Linked DNA regions of Homo sapiens: region 2 is linked to region 1. A link is an interaction called in ENCODE POLR2A ChIA-PET data of the cell type or tissue named here. Cell type or tissue: PC-9. All regions are shown on one strand. Region 1 overlaps NRXN2 (neurexin 2). Region 2 overlaps SLC22A11 (solute carrier family 22 member 11).

The links. Peaks named below come from ENCODE experiments on the same cell type or tissue, not always from the same donor. Only the 100,000 strongest peaks of a DNase experiment are listed, where the experiment ranks them.
Region 2: POLR2A ChIA-PET joins it to region 1 with 8 read pairs; 6 of 35 experiments call an interaction of 5 or more read pairs at or near these places.

The regions. Positions count from the first base shown.
Region 1 is chr11:64,656,944-64,661,943 of GRCh38, reverse strand. NRXN2 (neurexin 2) reads left to right here. Exons shown (of 23, transcript NM_015080.4): 10 at 805-1,191; 11 at 1,409-1,612. Among named protein-coding and RNA genes, the nearest start is that of NRXN2-AS1, 16 kb to the right of the region's middle. RefSeq lists enhancers at 1,256-2,455, 2,248-2,915, 4,266-4,765, 4,766-5,000. In PC-9, no CTCF peak of the experiment used is centred here; a DNase peak (open chromatin) is centred at 1,953; H3K27ac peaks cover 1,432 bases.
Region 2 is chr11:64,570,760-64,575,759 of GRCh38, reverse strand. It overlaps SLC22A11 (solute carrier family 22 member 11), which reads right to left. Exons shown (of 10, transcript NM_018484.4): 10 at 2,885-4,781. The coding sequence ends at 4,718. Among named protein-coding and RNA genes, the nearest start is that of SLC22A11, 17 kb to the right of the region's middle. RefSeq lists an enhancer at 3,852-4,456. In PC-9, no CTCF peak of the experiment used is centred here; no DNase peak of the experiment used is centred here.

The DNA.
Region 1 (5,000 bases):
TCTACCTAAAAATTCTGTGCCTACCTCCTTTCTCCTCACTGCTGTCCTGCCCCGCAGGCCCTGGAGCCAATCTGCTTGTGCACCTTGCTGGCCGCAGAGTGGGCTCTTGGCTGAGGGGTGGAGAGTGCAGGCTCTGAGTTCTTGCTGCTGGGACCATACTTTGGCTGTGTTCCTTCCCCACTGTGGCGCTTTGGCACTGTTCCCCAGTCTCTGCAAGCCTCGTCTACCATTTCAAAATGGGATCATAAAGGACTGATTTCGTAGAGTTATTATGAGACTTAAGTGATATAATATATTTAAAGTGCTAGGTGCCTGGCATCTAGTCATAAAAGCTCAATAAATGTTTGTGGGGGGAAAAAACTCCTTTGGATTAAAGATCTTTCAGCCCCTTCTGTTCCTTGAGGTTCTCTGCTTCCGGTTCCCAGTCTAAGGAACTGGCTGGCAGGAATGACCCAGTGAATGATCCAACCCTTTCCGAGCTCAAGATTTCGGCATGCCCACTTCCTGCCTATCCTCTGAGGACTTGCTGAGGTGGGGAGGAGGGGTATGGACAGAGGCCCACAGCATTCTGCAGCTGGGCTGGGGCTGCGTCACAGAAGCCTCTGAGCCTGGGGGCCTTTGTCAAGCAGTTTTTGCAGTGAGTGAGGCCGAGCTTCCAGCCCAGGACTGCTGCTCGTCCTCCTGAGCCTGCTGCAGGGCACAAGGTGGAGGGGCCCACACAAGGTGGGGGGCCTTCTTGGCAGAGTCAGGATGTCCCTTTCTGGCCTGTGGCTTTTCTCCATCCTGCCTTCCCTTGATTCCCAGGCTCCATCTCAGTGAATAGTCGCAGCACGCCGTTCTTGGCCACTGGAGACAGCGAGATTCTGGACCTGGAGAGTGAGCTGTACCTGGGCGGTCTCCCTGAGGGGGGCCGGGTGGACCTGCCCCTGCCCCCAGAGGTGTGGACAGCAGCACTCCGGGCAGGCTACGTGGGCTGTGTGCGGGACCTCTTCATAGATGGGCGTAGCCGAGACCTCCGGGGCCTGGCTGAGGCTCAGGGGGCTGTGGGCGTTGCCCCCTTTTGCTCCCGGGAGACGCTGAAGCAGTGTGCATCTGCCCCCTGTCGCAATGGGGGCGTCTGTCGAGAAGGCTGGAACCGCTTCATCTGTGACTGCATCGGGACCGGCTTTCTTGGGCGGGTCTGTGAGAGAGGTGAGGCTGGTCTTCATCCTAGGTGTCCCTGCTCCCTATCCCTGTGCTCCTCCTTCTCAGGGTGACTCCTACTTTCCATCCCTGTGCCACCTCCTCCTAGGGGAACCCCTCATAGACCTGCCCTAGGCTTTTCGCCCTTGTAATGATTCTCTGGTCTTCTCCCTCCCCTGGCCTCTGCCTGTCTTCTCCTTCCCTCTTCCCCAACTCCTGTGGGCAGAGGCCACGGTCCTGAGCTACGATGGCTCCATGTACATGAAGATCATGCTGCCTAACGCCATGCACACGGAGGCAGAGGATGTGTCCCTGCGTTTCATGTCCCAGCGGGCCTACGGACTCATGATGGCCACCACTTCCAGGGAGTCTGCCGACACCCTACGCCTGGAGCTGGATGGGGGGCAGATGAAGCTCACTGTCAACCTCGGTAACCACCCTGCCCTGTGCTTCCTGACCCCTCACCTGGCCTTGTCTCTGACCCACACCTGCCTCTGTCTGGAGAAGCTGGTGGTGGCACCAGCAAGAGGTGCCCTCAGCAGAGTTTGGAGGTGGGGAGGCGCCAGCCTGGGTCAGAGACCCTGAGAGCTCTGTCCCTGGTGAGGACGCACAGTGTAGGGCGACATTCCATGCTCGACGACACTGTGAGGGGCAAGACCCAGAGTATCTGGGGTATGCTAACTGTCCTCCCTGGTGACTCATGTGGATCTTGGTAGCATCTGTCCTGCACACACACAGATGACACAGCTCATTTTTGGTCAATGGCTCATCCACTTGCTCATTCATTGGTTCATTCATTTGAGAAGCACTTGCTGACGCCTAGTGGGTGCTAAGCCTGAGCTCAGTGTGGTGGCAGATACAGAGATGAGGAAGGCCTGGTCCATGCACGCAGCTGCCCCCCACTGCTCTGCTCAGTCTAAACAGCAGTCTGTGTGTTGGTGTGTGGAGGTGCATGTGTGTACACTGGACACACAGACGTGCCATCTTCCCGTTTCTAGTGCCATGAGCTTTCACATTTGAGCCTCATGGCTGTCCTGTGAAGACACTAGATCACCAAACAAGCATTACTGTCCCTGTTTTATAGATTATGAAATTCATGTATTGACTTGTTCAACATTACAAAACTAGTGAAGGCAGAGGGAGGAGCCAGGACTCAACCTGGGCCATTTGCCTTAAAATTCAGTGCTTTTCCCATTGCCTCGGACAGGGCTGCTGACCCTCCCCCTCAGGCCACTCATGCTGACTCATGTCTCCACCCATGCCCAGGGTTGAGAGCAGGCCTTGACTCCACTTCACCTGGTGGTCCCCGGGGTGTCCATGAGGGCCAGACCATGAGCCTGTTAGGTTCTTCTCACGGGCTTCAGCTCTCCTAGTCAGGGCAAAAAGAAAACAGCAGGTTCACTCATTCAGCTATTTATGGGACACCATATAAATGCTAGGTATGTTCAAGCCAGGGGCTACAGCAGTGAATAAGCAGTCCCCACCCCTTTGGAGCTTTCAGAGCAGGGGAACCCTGGGAATGAGAGGTCCTAAGCTGTTCAGGCTGAGGTCAAATCTGTCCATTTCAGACTGGCCTCTAGAAGCTTATAAAGGTGTAGCACCAGCCGTATAGGAAGCTTGCAGGTCATCAGGGTCACTTGTTGTATCCTGGACCTAGAGGGGAAGCAGGGCTCTTCTGAGCAGGTTAGAATCCTCGACTGGAGAGAATACAGAGCTTTGACCATTTTTTTTGTTTTTTGAGATGGAGTCTCGCTCTTTCACCCAGGTGGGAGTGCAGTGGCGTGATCTGGGCTCACTGCAACCTCTGCCTCCCGGGTTCATGTGATTCTCTGCCTCAGCCTCCCGAGTAGCTGGGATTACAGGCACCCGCCACCACGCCTGGCTAATTTTTGTATTTTTAGTAGAGATGGGGTTTCACCATCTTGGCCACGCTGGTCTTGATCTCCTGGCCTCGTGATCCACCCGCCTCGGCCTCCCAAAGTGCTGGGATTACAGGCATGAGCCACTGTGCCTGGCTGAACTTTGAACTTTTAAATACTCATCTGGAGTCTCATCCTAACATTGGTCTCCGGGGCATTTGTGGGACAGACTGTGGCCTTTGGGGAACCCATTGCCTTGTAAATGTATTTATACTATGTTCTTTCCTTTTCCCCTTTTGGCCACCTGGCCTTTGTATTCCTAGGACAAAGATTTGCTGAGAGAGGTGGGGACTGGAGGTGGGGAGATATGCAGGTGGCCAGGGCCTCAGAGTTGTTTGAAGGGTTCCCCTCAGCTCTGTTTCTAACCACGATCACAGCCTGTAGAGCGGGTGGTGTGCAGCAGCTCTGCAGGGGAAAGCAGGCTGGGAGACACTCTAGTCAATGCTCCACAAGTCTGCACAATGCTCCCTTGCATCCCTGAAACTGTCACAAGAGGATAGCCCCAGCCAAGGACCCCATAAGTGGCTCTGTACTTCCAAGTCTGCCCAGATTTGTGTATCCAGTGTGAGTTCCCCCCTACTTTGCCTGGGCATATGTGTGTTGTCTGCATCTAAACACATGTCTCTGTGCTTGCTGGGGACACAGCAGGAAAAATCTGGGGCCTTGGATCTGCAGGGAAGGCAGATGCATTTTGCTTATTTGGACTGTCCTAGGCCCCTGGGAAGAAGATTGTGTCTCTTAAGATTAGACAGGAAACAATGTCCTTGGTCAGGAAAACCTATCCTGTGGGCCCTTGGGACCCACCCTCTCCTCTCCATGGGCACACTTTTCTGTCTGTGCCACATAAGTGCTCAGAAGTCAGATAACAAGGTGGCCTCTTGGAAGACACATCATGTTAAGAATAGGCTTCCCAGACTGACAGATAACAGGACTCTCCTCCCACCCATTTCTTACTCCTGGCTGTGCCCCTGCCCCCATCTGTAGACATGTGTGTGCTGAGATGCCATCTCTAGCATGACTCCTGACAATCTGTGACCAAAGGCTTGGTGCAAATGCATCCGTCTACAGATTCCTCCTCTGTAGGCACTGTGGACACGCAGGTGGCCCCTACCCAGCCACCAAGCCTTGGGTTGGGATGGGAAGAGTTCTGGGCTCCGGGCCAGAAGACCTGGGGCCTAACTTTGGTATCTTTTACTGTTGGGTAAGTCATTTCCCATCTCTGAGTCTCTCTCTCTTTTTTTTAATCTTTAAAATGGAGATAAGAATCTTCACTCTGCCTACGTCTGTGGTGGTTTTGAGGCTCAGATGGAAGAATGGGAATGAAACCATTGAAACCATTGTGTAGATGCAAGACCCATAGTAGAGACCCACCCAGCCTTCTTGAAGGAAAACAAAACCATATTGGAATAGAGACTTGAGTTTGGAGCCAGGCCTGGGGGCCACTTCCACATAGCATGGACAGACTGGAGTTGTCCTCTACTAGGTGTGCCCATGGGGTCCCAGCTGTCAGTGCAGCTGATGGGAAAAGTGCAGTGTAAAGAATCTCTGAACCACAAGGCGTCACCTCCTTCAGCCTCCTGGCCCACGTGAATCACTTCAAGAGCCCCATTCCTGTCCCCCATTGCTTGCTCCCCAGGACTTGCAGGGCCTCACAGACCGGCAGCAACACCAAGGCCCCAGGCCTGGGCTGGACTCACTACTGGGGAAGAGAGAGAAGCCTGGTGAGGCTTGGTCTCTGGCCTCATGATCTTATCCTGTAGAGGGAAGCTATTGCTCCAGGAGGCAGCTCTGCAGCTCCACAGGCACTCAGTGGATTGAAACAGGCCCCAGGCTGGGCCTGAAGAGGGAGCGGAGGCTGCGGGTGACCACTAGGTGGGATCGCTTAGTGCTAGCCTCAAG
Region 2 (5,000 bases), 86 kb after region 1:
ATTTGCATTTTCCTAGTGATGTCGATCATCTTTTCTTGGGCTTATTGGCTACCTATGTATCCTCTCTGGCGATGCATCTGTTCAAACCTTTTGCCTTTTACAATTGGACTGTCATTTGATTTGTGCGTTGTAAATGTTCTTTACATTTTCTAGGTAGAAGTCCTTTGTTAGATACAGATTTTTCCAATATTTTCTCCAAGTTCGTGGCTTGCCTTTTCATTTTGTAACAGTGTCTTTTGGAAAGCAAAAGTTTTTAGTGTTTATGAAGTCCAATATGTTTTTTTATAGTTCATATTTTTGAGTACTAGTTAAGAAATCTTTGCCAAACCCAAAGTTGCCAAGATTTTCTCCTGTTTTCTTCAAAAAATTTTATAATTTTAGCTCTTATATTTAGGTCTATGATCCAGTTAAAGTTAATTTTTGGAAATGGTGTGAGTTAGGGTTGAGTTTCTCCCTTCCCCGCTGCCGTCTTTCCTTTCTTCCTTTCTTCTTTCCCTCCCTCCTTGCCTCATTTTCCCTCTTTCTTTCTTTGTTTATATATGGTTATCCAATTGTTCCAGAATCATCTGCAGAAAAGATTATCCTTTCCTCATTTTAATTGATTTGGCACCTTGATTGAAAATCTATTAAATTTAAACCATAAATGCATGGCTCTATTCTGAACTTTTGATTGTATTATATTAAAAAAAAGTTCTCCAACTTAGTCCTTTTCCAAAATTGTGTTGGATAATTTAGGCCCTTTGCATTTTCATATAAATGTTAGGGTGAGCTTGTCAATTTATCTAAAGCAAATCTGCTGGCATTTTGACTGGGATTGCATTGAATCTAAACACTACGTTGTGGAGAATTGACATCTTGATAATATCCAGTCTTTCAATCCATGAACAAGATGTGTCTATGTATTTAGCCCTTTAATTCCTCTCAGTTCTGTAATTTCCAGTTCATGGGTCTTGTCTTTCTTTTATTGAATTTTTCCCTGGGTGTCACATTTTTTCCATGCTGTTATTAAACGGTATCGTGTTAAAATGTTCAATTTCTGGTAGTCACTTGTATACAGAAATACAATAGGTGTTTGTATATTGACCTTACTAAACTCATTTATTAGTTCCAGTAGTATTTTTGTTGATTCCTTAGGATTTTCTACATAGACAATTATGTCATCTGCAAATAAAGAGAGTTTCGTGTCTTCCTTTCCAATGTGTATGCCTTTTACTTATTTTGCTCACCTTATCTCACTGACTAGGAGCAATGTTGAATACAAACTGTGAGAGTGGATGTCCTAGCCTCATTCCTGATCGGAAGGGGAAAGCAGCCTTTACCATAAGCATGATGGCACCTCTGGGATAACAGGGTGCCCATCTAGGGCATGGATGGCCTTGATCGGGCTGGAAAAGGTGCCTTGAATTCTTGGTTTGCTGAATATTAATGATCAGGAATGGCTGTTGAATTTTGTCAAACGATCTTTCTTTGTTTATTTGGATGACATATGGCTTTTCTGTTTTGGCTTGTTCATAATTTGGTTTGTTAACCTTGATTTTAAATGTAAAACTAACTTTGTATTCATGGGATAAAGTCCACTTGGTCATGATGTATTGCACTCTCTCTCTCTCTCTCTCTCTATATATATATATATATATGCACACACACACCTATATATAAAATATAAAACTACACACACATATGTAAATATATATACATGCATAGTTGGATTCAACTTGCTAAATGTTCCTTAAGAATTTTTATGTTTATATCCATAAGGGATATTTGTTTATAGCTTTATTTTCTTGTAATGTCTTTTTCTGGTTTCAGGGAAACAGAACGAATTGGGAAGTGTTACCTCATTTTCAATTTTCTGGAAGGTTTTGCATAGAATTGCTATTATTTCCTGCTTAAATATTTGTCAGAATTCACCAGTGAAGCCATTTGGGCCTGGAATTTTCTCTGTGGGAAAGTTTTAAAACATAAGTTCAATTTTAAAATAGATTTAGGGCTAATAAAGTTACCTACATCTTCTTGAGTGAGCTTTGGTAGTTTGTGTTCCTCAAAAAAATTGTTAAAGTGTTCAAAGTTTTTGGTAAAATATTGCTCAGAATATTCCCTTATTATCGTTTTAATGTTCGGATTCGTAGTCCTAGATTTGTAGTGGGTGTCTTTTCTCTTTTTTTCTTTTTTCCTTTTTTTTTTTTTTTTTTTTTTGATTCGGAGTCTTGTTCTGTCACCCAGGCTAGAGTGCAGTGGTGTGATCTCGGCTCATTGCAACCTCCGCCTCCTAGGTTCCAGTGATTCTCCTGCCTCAGCCTCCTGAGTAGTTGGAATTACAGGCACGCACCACCACACCGGGCTAATTTTTGTATTTTTAGTGGAGATGGGGCTTCACCACGTTGGCCAGACTGGTCTTGAACTTCTGACCTCAAGTGACCCGCCCACCTCAGCCTCCCACAGTGTTGGGATTATAGGCGTGAGCCACCGCACCCGGCCTCTTTTTTTCTTGATCAGTAAGTCTAGAGGTTTGTAAATTGTATTGATCTTAAAGAACCACCTGTAGGTTTCGCTAATTTTCTTTATTGTTTTTTCAATTCTCTGATTTCTCTTGTGTATTATTTCTTCTGCTTACTATAAGTTTAATAAACTCTTCTTTTGCTACTTTCCAGGTGAAAGCTGAGGTATTTGATTTGGAACGTTCTTCTCTTCTAATGTTAGTGTTTAATGATATCAATTTCCCCATAATCATTACTTTAGCTTCATCTCACAAATTTTGATATGCCATTTTTTCATTTTCACTCAGTTCAAAATCTTTTCTCATTTCCTTTGAGATTCCCTCTTTGACCCGTGGGTTACTTAGAAGTGTGTTGTATAGTTTGAAGAGGTTTTCTATATCTCTTTCCATAATTGATTTCTAATTTAATTCCATGCTGGTTCAAGAACATTCTTTGTATGATCCGAATCCTTTAAAATTTACCGAAGTGGGAGGAAAGGCTGGGGTCCCATGGCTGCCTGACCAGGCAGGGGGAGAAGTGTGATCCTTATTGTGAGCCACTGGAGGGCTTTCAGCAGGGAGGGATTTGGTTTGGATTGCGTTTCTTAATAAGCATGGTGGCTGTTGTGCAGAGTGCAATGTAGACATCAGGGACCAGTTTGGAGCTACAACCGTGGTGTGAACCAGGGTGTAGCCAGAGTGAAGGGAAGTAGGTGGATTTGGGAGCTGTGAGGAGGCAGGAGTGATTGACCCAGTGTACACAGGGTGAAAGAGGTGAGTTGAGGGGCCTGAGATTGAGGTGGCCCAGAGTGGGGTCTCCAGGGAAGGGCATGAGGGTAACTTTGTGGCAGGGCCACAGATATCAGTGGCATGGAGGGTTGGAGACGAGGGCTAGGAGCCTCCTGTGCTGGAAAGAGCCCTGGGCTAGGATCAGGGCCGGGTTCGGCCGTGTTTCTGCAAGCTGGCCCCTCCACCACTCTGCACTTTTGCTTCCTTGCCCATCTGAGATGGGCAGCCGGCCTCGACCATCCCAGAGTTTTCATGGCCTGGACAAGGGAGGTCTGGGCATGAATCAAGAAAAGGTGTCCCCTCCAGAAAACAAACAGCAAAAGGGTGCCGTTTGGTTGAAAGCCGAAAGTTAAGGTTCAGTATTAGGTGCTGCCCTTGACATCTGGCAAAGCCAGAAGGCCTTGGCAGGCCTGCCTGTGAGCTCCCCTTCTCCCCTTTCACTCCGCCCTGTGGATGAGGCTCCCCGGCCCAACAACCCTCATCGAGGGGACCAAGAGGGGTTCCTCTTATCCCTACGCTTGTAAGGCTCCGTTTCTCGCCAGCCTGCAGCATGATGAAACAAGCTGATTACACCTTCCCGCAGAAGCCAGGAGTTGCCCCACCCCCTTTGTGCTCCAAAGCTGCCTTCCTGCAGCCCTGGCTGCTCGCTCGGATCCTCAGTGCACCCCGCCCCATGCCTCAGTGCAGCGTCATCTTCGTGGGCTCTGCGCACGTGTGTGGTAACCTGCTGCCAGCCTCCTCTGTCTGGTGTTTGGTGGTGTGTTTGGCCGTCTTCGTAACCATAGGGCTGGAAGCCCTCCCTCACTGATGAGTAAATGAAAAGTGATTAAAACAGCTCCTTTTTTTGGAGAGGACACAGCCTTTGCTAGGGTGGGTGGTGGGGCCAGTGTAGCCGGGGCTGAGTTTCAGACCCCACACGCCTCCTTGGCTGCGTGCCTCGGGCCAGTGCACAACCTGGACACCTGTATCTGGCAGCTCTCTCAGCAGGTTCCATTTATTTGGCCGGTGCTAAGATCAGTTCACCCTGATACCTGCCCTGGGGGGTGGGTCACGTGATCATTCTCATTTCACAGATGAGGGCTCTGTATGTGGTGGGGTGAGATTGGAACCCAGTCTCTGGTTGGCGTGGCTGAGTGAAGGTGTAAAGACATGAGCCTGGCAGGGAAAGGGAGGGGAACCGTCTCGTTATTGGTTGGGCATGGCCATCTGCACAGGCTCCTGTAGGGCCCGGGTAAGGTGGGGAATCTGATCAGGGCAGGGAGAAGAGGAGTGAGCTGTGGAAGCTGCCTTCAGCCACAGCAGACGGCCACGCTGTCCACTCGGCCACGGCTGCCTGGCCTCTGCCATGCCAGGCCCTTGAAGTCGCCCAACTCGCCTCCACGCTCTGATTGGAGAAGAGGCAACTCCTTTCCAGGAGTCTTTGACTAAAGGGGCTCCATGCAGGCACAATTTCTAGAGCGAGGTACTTTCCACAGTGACGGCCTCTTGCCGGTTGCCCTGGGCTGCTGTTGATTTCCTAGAATAATCCAAAGAAAAGCAGTGCCATGTGGTGAAGTGGGTATGTACTCGGAGCTTGGGGCAAAATGGCGGTCAAGTCTTATTGGGGGGTAAACTCTATGGCATTAGGCTTTTACTCCCTTCTGTGTACCCAAGCGGGACAGTGCCTGAAACATAGTAGGTACACAACAAAAATCAATTAAATTAAAGAAAAAATGAAGTCCCAGCTTCTCCGGGT